2 separate regions of the Homo sapiens genome follow, and region 2 is linked to region 1. A link is a loop called in an ENCODE intact Hi-C map of the cell type or tissue named here. Cell type or tissue: ovary. All regions are shown on one strand.

Evidence for each region. A loop is a pair of places that touch in the nucleus more often than their neighbours do. Peaks named below come from ENCODE experiments on the same cell type or tissue, not always from the same donor. Only the 100,000 strongest peaks of a DNase experiment are listed, where the experiment ranks them.
Region 2: a loop joins it to region 1, with 5 times the contacts of the local background. A loop is called at or near these places in 3 of 110 quality-filtered maps.

Annotation. Positions count from the first base shown.
Region 1 is chr4:99,382,166-99,387,165 of GRCh38, forward strand. LOC102723576 (a long non-coding RNA gene) reads right to left here. Exons shown (of 5, transcript XR_939020.3): 4 at 1,327-1,455. Among named protein-coding and RNA genes, the nearest start is that of ADH1C, 32 kb to the left of the region's middle. In ovary, no CTCF peak of the experiment used is centred here; a DNase peak (open chromatin) is centred at 1,986; H3K27ac peaks cover 3,459 bases.
Region 2 is chr4:99,298,147-99,303,146 of GRCh38, forward strand. It overlaps LOC100507053 (a long non-coding RNA gene), which reads left to right. Exons shown (of 10, transcript NR_037884.1): 8 at 2,153-2,224; 9 at 2,323-2,509; 10 at 2,805-3,210. Among named protein-coding and RNA genes, the nearest start is that of ADH1A, 9.7 kb to the left of the region's middle. In ovary, no CTCF peak of the experiment used is centred here; a DNase peak (open chromatin) is centred at 2,855; H3K27ac peaks cover 2,143 bases.

The DNA of each region.
Region 1 (5,000 bases):
AATATCTTTCAATATAACACTGTTCATCATTTAGCATTAATAAACTCACCCTGAGATTTATAATTAATATCTGAGTCTTCCCTGAGAGCAAAGTATTTGTAATGGCTAAAAACAACAATAACAACAACAAAACCAGGGTAAATCAGGTAGCTTAGTAGAATGTTGAATCATGAAAGAAGTAACAACAAATTGCATGCACTTCACAATTTTTTCTCATACCCTTCTTTACTGGGACTAACACTTGGGAAGGAACCTTAATCTTAGTGCTAAAGCAACAGCTTAGGTTTTAGTATTTCTCTTGCTGGAGAACTCTACTGTTGAAGGAGATAAGTCATTTTAAGCATCTTGCTTATTTTTTCTCTTCTTTCTTATTTGGGTCCTTCTTTTATTTAATAAGCAATTGTAATGTTTAAAAATGTAAGCAATCTCACATATATGCAGCCAAGATATGTTTCTAAAATTATGCCTAAAAAATGTAGGTTATTACAATGATGTAAATAATCCTTGTGCTCTTTATCTTTTGATAAAAAGAAATGCTCAGTTTCCCAGAGTCTTCCTGTTCCCCAATTCTCTCCCAGGGCATCTGGGGGAAGGAAGACTTTCCCACCTCCTTGCCTAGGTGAAGATCAGCTCCTCATCACTTGTGATGCTCCTCTTTCCTTCAGTCTTCCTGACAATGCCTCTCTCTGCCTGGGTGCTGCTCACCTACTGTACTTGTAGCAGAGGGCCTTATCTGGTGGAGCTCATGGTCTGGTTTATTTTGGTTGGCCAGAGCCCAGTGTTGCTCTACTGATCACTTAGCTCACTTTAGCTCTAGTTATCACAACAAACCCCATGTCTCTCTTCTGGCCTCCTGCTCTGATGGTCCATCTCAAGCTGAAGATCTTGATACATTTCACCAATTCAGACCCTGTGAATGGGAATGTTATTTGGCTCTCAAGTCACCTGATTGCTCAGTCATTCCCCTTTGCCCTGCTTGCTCTACCCTGCAAAAAGGAAATGAGATATTTAATTTCTGCCTTGGCCTTGTAGTGATGGAAAGCTGCCTTGAAAAGCTAAACTCCATGCCTAACTTCTGTCTAACCACACTTTGTTGCCACGTTAAACTCTGGTATGGGTCTGCCCTAGATTGGGCAGAAGGGCCTGTGGTTGGGCTATTTACATAGACCCAAATAAGACTCCATAGCTTCCTCTTCTAGAGCATCCCCTCTTTCCTAACACTCATTCCTGGCTAAAGTCAAGCAGAAGACATGAAGACATTTAGATATGAGTATTTTCTACTTCTCCTTCTCCCTTTTTCCCTCCCATTCCACAACCCCCTACTACCAGAGGGATGGACTTTTTCCCCTTCCTCTGTGTCACATTCTCTTCTTATCATCATACAGCAAGCCCTGGCAGTCACAGGCAGAAGGGATAGGTGTTACCATTGTGTCAGAAATCTGAGTCTTCTTCAGCCTTTAAGAAAAAAAAGAAAAGGAATTTAGAAAATTCTCTACCCTAAACAGCTTGGCTTTTAAGCTTATTGTCTTGCTTCAAAGTCCTATTTTAAACATCGGGGAGTAAATAGCAATAATCTTGATCGATATTTCTCTGGCCACCAATCATATGAATGTTTCGGGTCAATTGAGAAGAAGGTCTTAGAAGGAGATAATGTCATAGAGATATAAAGAAGTTTAAACCAGAAGGCTAGCCTTGGATCTGGGTGGAAAATTCCAATGTCATTTATATTTACTTTTATTGCCAAAGCTGAAGGTCATGGTTGTTGAATGAAAACATCTGTTTACTCTCTTTCTGGACACCCATTTCTACCATCACTCTTTCTGAACTTTGTTACATGTTTACTGAATAATTTGTAGCACTCTTATAACTTCAGGGTACCACGTGCAAAGTAAGTGAAAAACTCATGGTTTTTTAGGAGTCAAGCACTCCCAGACATGTGTTATGCATTAGTAAAAACACGCAGTCACGCTTCCTGTGCATGTGCACCATGTTTGCACTGCAGCCAAAAGAAAAGGAAAAAAAATGCTTTTCGTTCTATGTGGACATGTTCCAGGTAGAATGACACCACACATTTCAACTTTATTTCAAAACTTCTGCCTTTAAAAGGAAAATAAAGAAAGAAATGTTTATTCTTAATCTTATGGGATTAAAATCTACCTCGAACACCACACAGTAATTGGAAAGACCCAAAGGACCAAGCCAGGTGCATAAGCCATGGGGTCAGAGTTGCCTGTTTTCTTCTGAATTGTTATGATTAGAATAATTAAACAAGGAAGTTTAATAGCAATTTAATAGCTTGTTGACAAAGTTATACAAGCTAAGTTTAATATCTGTTTGGACACCTCATGTCAAATAATATTCTCAAGAATCTGAAAAGTTCAGTAAAGTTAATTGTAAGGCCAATTTGTAAAAGTCTTCTAGAACTAAAAAGATAATTAAAAAGAATATGTAGAACAAGAAAATAGTAGGAAGCAGAAGTAAAATAATATAATTTTTTTCTCTATCATAAACTTAAACATCTGCTTCCATATGTTTATTCTATAATCTCAGAATTACATAATTAGTTACTCTAAATGTAACATCAATATTACATGATATTCTGTAAAAAATATAATGAATTCTAAGCATTATGTCTTTTGAAAATGAGAACCTGTGCTTTATAAGACTTTTTGGACTTTAAATCTCTGTAGGAAAAATAAAAACATTTCCATTGTACTTTGAGGATTTTTTAAACAAAAAATTACAGCTAGATGGTATTATTTAGTCTAAATTATTTCACACATGATAAAATTAAGGGCCCTCTGAGATTATGCAATTTTTTCAGGTCACATGTAGTTGGTGAAATATCTAGAATGGGAATTCTGTATTTTCTTATATCCCTTGCTAATATGGGGGTCTGATCACAGGTTCCTTAATTCTCTAGGTTATTGCGTATTTGGATTAAATTACTGGGTTAACATGATAGATGAATAATCATGCCTCCTGTGCCTCCACCCAATGAAGCCAACAATTACTACAAAAGCTAGTATCCACAATATAAATTCAAAGGCCATAGTCAGAATAGATTTTTCATCTGTATTGAGAAGCACAGTTTTTGAGGCATACCACATACTCTAGCTTTTGAACCATATGCCAAAGGAAATATGAAAATACTTTGTTATCTCTCCTCTCTATGCCTTTTTCAGATTAAAGAGCTCTACTGACCATCAGGAAATGTTATCATTCCTGAACAGACCATGTAGAATTGTCTTTGCCCATTGGAATTATCCTACTTCTCCTAGACACATCCTGCACCATTACTACTGCTCTTTCTCTATCCAGGCTTCTTTATGAATGCAACATATTGTATAAAAGCGGTCTGGAGAAAGCACAGGGCATCCTGGTATGCTTAGTGTGAACAAAGGAAACGTATTGCAAGTGTGGATGGAGTTAGCCTGTGGGAACAGTTAATGAGGAGGTCTAGTCCCATGTGTTATGTTGCTTAATTAAGAACTGCATATTGCATGGCTAGGTGCTGTGCATGAAAATAGAATTTAGCTTTAGCTACCAAACAAGCTCCCAAGTAGACAGAATGGAAGCTTAAGGCTGTTCCACTCACCCTATCTTTTGACAAATGCAGTATCAGAAACAATTTTATATAAGAAAAAGGAAACAAGAAGAAACTAAAATGGGGCCTATAAAACAATACTGCAATATAAGGGGGGGAAGACAACACCCGAAAACATAAAAGAACATAACTTTTTATAAGAAACAAATCATAATTTTAGAAAGCAATTGGTTCATTGGTCTTCTCCAGGTGTATGAATAGAATAGCCTCTATGAAATGGATGCTTTGACCCATTACGGCTAAAGTAAAGGCTGAGCTCCAAGTGGAATCCCAGTGAATGAACAACTTACACAATAAACTAGGAATATAATAGTAAAAACAAGCAAGCAAACAAGCCAACAAATAAAAACTCAAAATGGAAATAGTAAAGACCAGAATTGACACTCTTGACGTCAAATCAGCAATCTGGACAACTTCTAGATACTTATCAAGAGACCCTAGAACAGGACAACAAAACAAAAAGATACTTCTTGAACCAAAATAATAAAAATCAAAGATATAAAAAATAGATGGTAGTAGTTTTTCATTTAATTAATATTTTGAGTACCCATTAGTCTTTAAGCATATATATTGGGCAAATTTAAACACAAAAAATCAGGATGGCTTAATAAACATCAAAGAAGCCTGAGACCTGACAGAGAGGATAATTTTTTATGGCCAGAAGGAAAATTGCATAGTCAAGGAATACCTTAGCATTAGATAATATAATATCTTAAAAGTTAGAATCATAGAGAAAATGAGAAGTCATCACTTCAAGGAACTTGGAAGTGCCAATCTAATCTAAGGGAGAGGAATGCATAAAGGTCGGGGCATCATCCATAGTGATACCTGGGTTCCAAGTTACAGAATACTAACTAAGAGTGGCTTAAGCCCTTGCTACTCAAAGTGAGGTCCACAGACCAGCAACGTGGGCATCACTGGGGTGTTTATTAGAGATGTTGAACCTCATGGCCCACTGTGCCTACTGAAGCACAATCTACATTCTAACAAGATCCCCAGGTAATTCATGTGCACATTATTCATTCATAATCAGTCGTATACTTCAGGGGCCCCTACCCAAGGGCCACCAATCAGTAACAGTCCATGGACTATTAAGGAACCAGACCACACAGCAGGAGGTGAGTGATGAGCGAGCTAACAAAATGTTATCAGTTTTTACAGCCGCTCCCTAGCGCTTGCTTTACTGCTTGAGTTCTGCTTTCTGACAGATCAGCAGAGCATTAGATTCTCATAGGAGTGAGAACTCTATTGTGGACTGCACATGCAAGAGATCCAGGATGTGCACTCCTTATGACAGTTGAATACCTGATTATCTGTCACTGTCTCCCATCACCCCTAGATGGGACTGTCTAGTTGCAGGAAATCAAGCTTAGGGCTCCCACTCATTCTACAT
Region 2 (5,000 bases), 84 kb before region 1:
GACACCCTATTCAACAAATGGTGCTGGGATGGTTGGCAAGCCACATGTAGAAGAATGAAACAGGATCCTCATCTCTTAACTTACACAAAAATCAACTCAAGCTGGATCAAAGACTTATATCAAATACCTGAAATCATAAAAACTCTAGAAGATAACATTGGAAAAACCCTTCTAGACATTGGTTCAGGCAGAGACTTATGACCAAAAACCCAAAAGCAAATGCAACAAAAACAACGATAAATAGATGAGACTTAATTAAACTAAAAAGCTTCTGCACAGCAAGAGAAATAATTAGCAGATTAAGCAGACAACCCACAGAGTGGGAGAAAATCTTGGCAATCTATACATCTGACAAAGGACTAATATCAATAATCTACAAAGAACTCAAACAAATCAGCAAGAGAAAAACAAACAATCCCATTCAAAAGTGGGCTAAGGATGTGAGTAGGCAATTCTCAAATGAAAATAAACAAATGGCCAACAAACATATGAAAAAATGCTCAATATCGCTAATGATCAGGGAAATGCAAATCAAAACCACAATGTGATGCCTTCCTACTACTTCAAGAATGGCCATAATCAAAAAATCAAAAAATAATACTTGTTGGTGTGGATACAGTAAACAGGGAACACTTTGACACCGTTGGTTGGAATGTAAACTAGTGCAACCACTATGGAAAAAAGTGAGGGGATTCCTTAAAGAACTAAAAGAAAATCTACCATTTGATCCGGCAATTCCATTACTTGGTATCTACCCAGAGGAAAAGAAGTCATTATAAGAAAGAGATACTTGCACACGCATGTTTATAGTAGCACAATTCACAATTGCAAGAATATAGAGTCAGCCCAAATGCCCACCGATCATTGACTAGATAAAACACATACACACACAAACACTATGGAATACTACTCAGCCATAAAAAGGAACTAAATAATGGCACTGGCAGCAAGATGGGTGGAATTGGAGACCATTATTCTAAGTGAAGTAACTCAGGAATGAAAAACCAAATATCATATTTTCTCACTCATAAGTAGGAGATGAGCTATGAGGACACAAAGGCAAAAGAATGATACAATGGACTTTGAGGATTCAGTGATAAGGGTGGGAGGGAGGTCAGGGATAAAACCTAGTCACTATGTACAGTGTACATTGCTCAAGTTATGGGTGCACCAAAATCTCAGAAATCACCACCAAAGAACTTATTCATGTGACCAAACACCACCTGTTCCCCCAAAACCTATTGAAATAGAAAAAATAAATAAATAAAAGTAAAAAACCTGTTATCAATCCCAAAATAAAATTATCAGTTACCCCCCAAAAAGGATTTATCAAGAAAGATGAGATGGAATTGAAAGGTATATATGCAATCAACAGTATGGACAAATAATATTGAATACATTTTTTCCCTTTCATACACCCTTTTATTCATTTTTCTGTTTAATCATCTCTCGCATATGGAGACCTAGCATTTAAGGGAATTATAGCCACTACCACCTTGTTTTCAAGGCCATAATGAATTTGGAAATGTGGTATCCACTTATGAGCTTCCATCACATTTTGAGCATATGGCTCCATGAAATACCGAAAGCACTTTGGGATAAACTCCATACAGTCAGGAGATCTTTCTTAATACCATCTGGCAACTACTCTGTGCTTACTCTTTGTCCCACCTTCTAAACGTTTAGATGGGCAGGTGGGAAGAGCAGTTGCCACATTATTGAAAGCCAGTGTTCTAGTATCAGAGGGCCATAGCAGGCCCTCTGGAGCAACATCTGGAATGTCCACAGGTAACCCTGTCAATCTCTGGGGATCACAGGGCATCACTTTCCTCTACTTCTCTCTCTATGTGTGTCTCTGCAAGCCAACCTGATTCTATATTACATTTTCACAAAGTACCATATTCTAAATTTAGCTTATCCAGGGAGATGATATACTTGATTCACTTTGGGGGAGTGATCCTCTGCCTGGTAGGCAGAATAATGGCCCTCAAAGAAGTCCGCTCCCAATCCCTGGAATCTAGAAATATGTTGCTTTACAGGGCAAAAATGGATTTTGTAGATATGATTCAGTTAAAGGTCTTGGGATGGGAAGATTAGCTTGGATTATCCAGGTGAACCTAATCTAATCTTATGGCTTCTTAAAATTGATGAGCTTTTCCAGGCTGAGATCAAAGACGGAGATGTGCCTACCCGCAGATCCTAGATGGCCATGTTTGCAACAGAGGTGTGTTAATTTTCTATTGCTGACGTAACAAATTACCACAAGCTCTCTTGGAAGGTTAGTGGAAGGCAAGGATTGGCATCTCTAATATAATTATACAGGTAATGATGAGCAGTGCGAAGATGTGACTCCAAAGCCTGGAGAAGGACAGACCAGCATCCCTGCAAGAGATCCAACTGTCTTCTTTTCCGCAGAGGTCCATAATTTACATGGGCCTGACAAAGAATACTGTAACTTGCAGAAATTATCTTCAGTTCAAATCCTTCATTTTGGGGGTTAAATAACTTGGTAAGATAATGAGATTAATATTATTGTAAAGATTGCTAGAAAGAATTGTAACAGTTCATGTATGTGCATAAATAACAACCTTAAAGCATGTTTTGGGATGAGGTGCAAAATGAAAATTGGGAGAGGGACTTTAGTAGCAGTAAACAGAACTTGAGAATGGAATAGATGCATACTCTATAGCACACTGCAATAAATAGAATACATTTTAAGTTCCTAGAGAAATTTTTGAAAATGCCACATTCAAAGCCATCAATCCCTACTCAATTAGCATTTCATTTTGATTTTGGTACTGAAGCCCAAGATGTCGAGGGAGCGGAAATACTTGCTGGTCTTGCAGCGGCTGTGGAGCCTGGAATCCTGCCAAGAAGAGCATGTGTGAGAGATCAAAATGTTTGCTTACATTCCTCCTGTGAAGGGAGTTGGGAAATAACCTAAGAAGCCCAATCCAAAAACAAAGATGTACCATCCAGTCTTCTCTGTGAGAACCAAACTACAAACCATCTGAATGTTCCAAAAGTGTTTTGATGATGTATTGATGTATTTTAAATTATCCTGAAAATGTTCTTGGCAGATGCTTAAACATGTAATTACTGAGATGATGTAGAAATACCAAGTGTTTATTAAAACAATACAGAGTAATACAAATGGTATGTTTGTCGCAATATAAAAGTATCTAAAAATTAAAGAGTTCTTTAATGGTGGAGATTGTTTTCCTTTTTGAAGTTAAAATATAAATTTTTGTAAAAAGCACAAATTATTACTATTTATAGCTAACATTTATGGAGTGCTGACTATGCTCATTTTTGAGCATACATTGCCTCATTTAGTGCAATGTTTAGCATTAACTTATGAGGTAAATGCCATTGCCATGCACATTGTACAGATGAAGACATTGAGGTTTAGAGAGATTGCATCAATTTCCCAATGTAACACAGCTAGTGGTGGGGCCAGGATTCCACGAAGCCTAACTCTAGAGTTTAATAACCTAAAGAATAATAGGTAATATCCTTGCCACTCTCAGCATGTGCCAGTTGCTGTTCCAAATGGTTGGTTCAAATTATGTACTCATGTAAACCTCAGAATAACTCTATGAGGTAGGTTCTACTATTATTTTCATAGACACATATTTTATATGTCTATGTCAGCTTTAAAGCCACTTTTGAGTTTTTTAGCATATTTTTGAGAACACGTCAACTTTATTTCCGTTTAAATTGCTTGAGACACACCATGATTGTTGATACAGTCTCTGGAAATTTTATTCCCAGCTGCGTATCTCTCTGGAGCCTTTGACTTACTCCCATGTGGGCGGGAGGTGCTTTGCCTCTGGCCACACCTGCCATCCTGGAGCCTCCTCACCCTAGTCCTGGGGAATCCCTTCCCTCTCCCCAGGGTGAGAGCATCAGCTTGTCAGATATCACACCTTTCTTTGAATCATCAGTTTGGGGGCACTTCATTAGTTATCGTCTGGAGAAAAGGTACACCACGGCATAAATTTATTGAGATCTTTTATGTTTCTATTGGATTTCTACTCTGCTGTGATGATTTTCAATTCTCAATTGCCCTCTTGGGCCCCAGAGTGCTGGCAGCTGGGCATGTGTCTTCTGCACGGAAACTTCCAAAATCATCCTTTGAAAAATCTGACCAGCCCAAGAGAAAATACCCACCCTTACTGACATTATATTCCCCAGCAATTAATCCCACCAGAGAGTTCTATAGCAAATCTCACATGACACAGATGCCACCCATGTATTCAGAGCTTCCCGATAGCTCGTTAGTGCCCCATCCTGCAACAGAAGACAACCAAGATCATCAGAAATGTGGAGTGATTCCAGCTTTGTAATAGGAAAGATAGAAACAAAGCAAAGAAAAAAGAAGTTAGAAGAAATAATCCATGAAGTGAAAAAATACAAAATGTTTTTAAAAGCTGTTATTATTTACAAAGAGAAAAGATATATGCATGAAAGAAGACTATGATATCATAAAAAAAAAAAAAAAATCTCTTGAGAATTGAGCGCAGGCGCGGTGGCTCACGCCTGTAATCCCAGCGCTTTGGGAGGCCGAGGCGGGCGGATCACGAGGTTAGGTAATCGAAACCATCCTGGTTAACACGGTGAAACCCCGCCTCTACTAAAAATACACACACAAAAAATTAGCCGGGCATGGTGGCGCGCGCCTGTAGTCCCAGCTGCTCGGGAGGCTGAGGCAGGAGAATGGCGTGAACCCGGGAGGTGGAGCTTGCAGTGAGACGAGATATCGCGCCACTGCACTCCAGCCTGGGCCAGAGCGAGATTCCGTCTCAAAAAAAAAATCCAATTATAAGCGTCTTGGGAGAAAAAAGGCAAAATCCAGGACTACCCAGGTAACCAAGTAACTCCAAAAGCTTGTTTGCATTAATCTTGCGAGTCTATAGCCAAAAATCTATTTGACCTTATAATAATTTCATGTTTAATAGCTCTGAAAGTTTTCTATTAAGGCCTAGGAGAATTTTCTT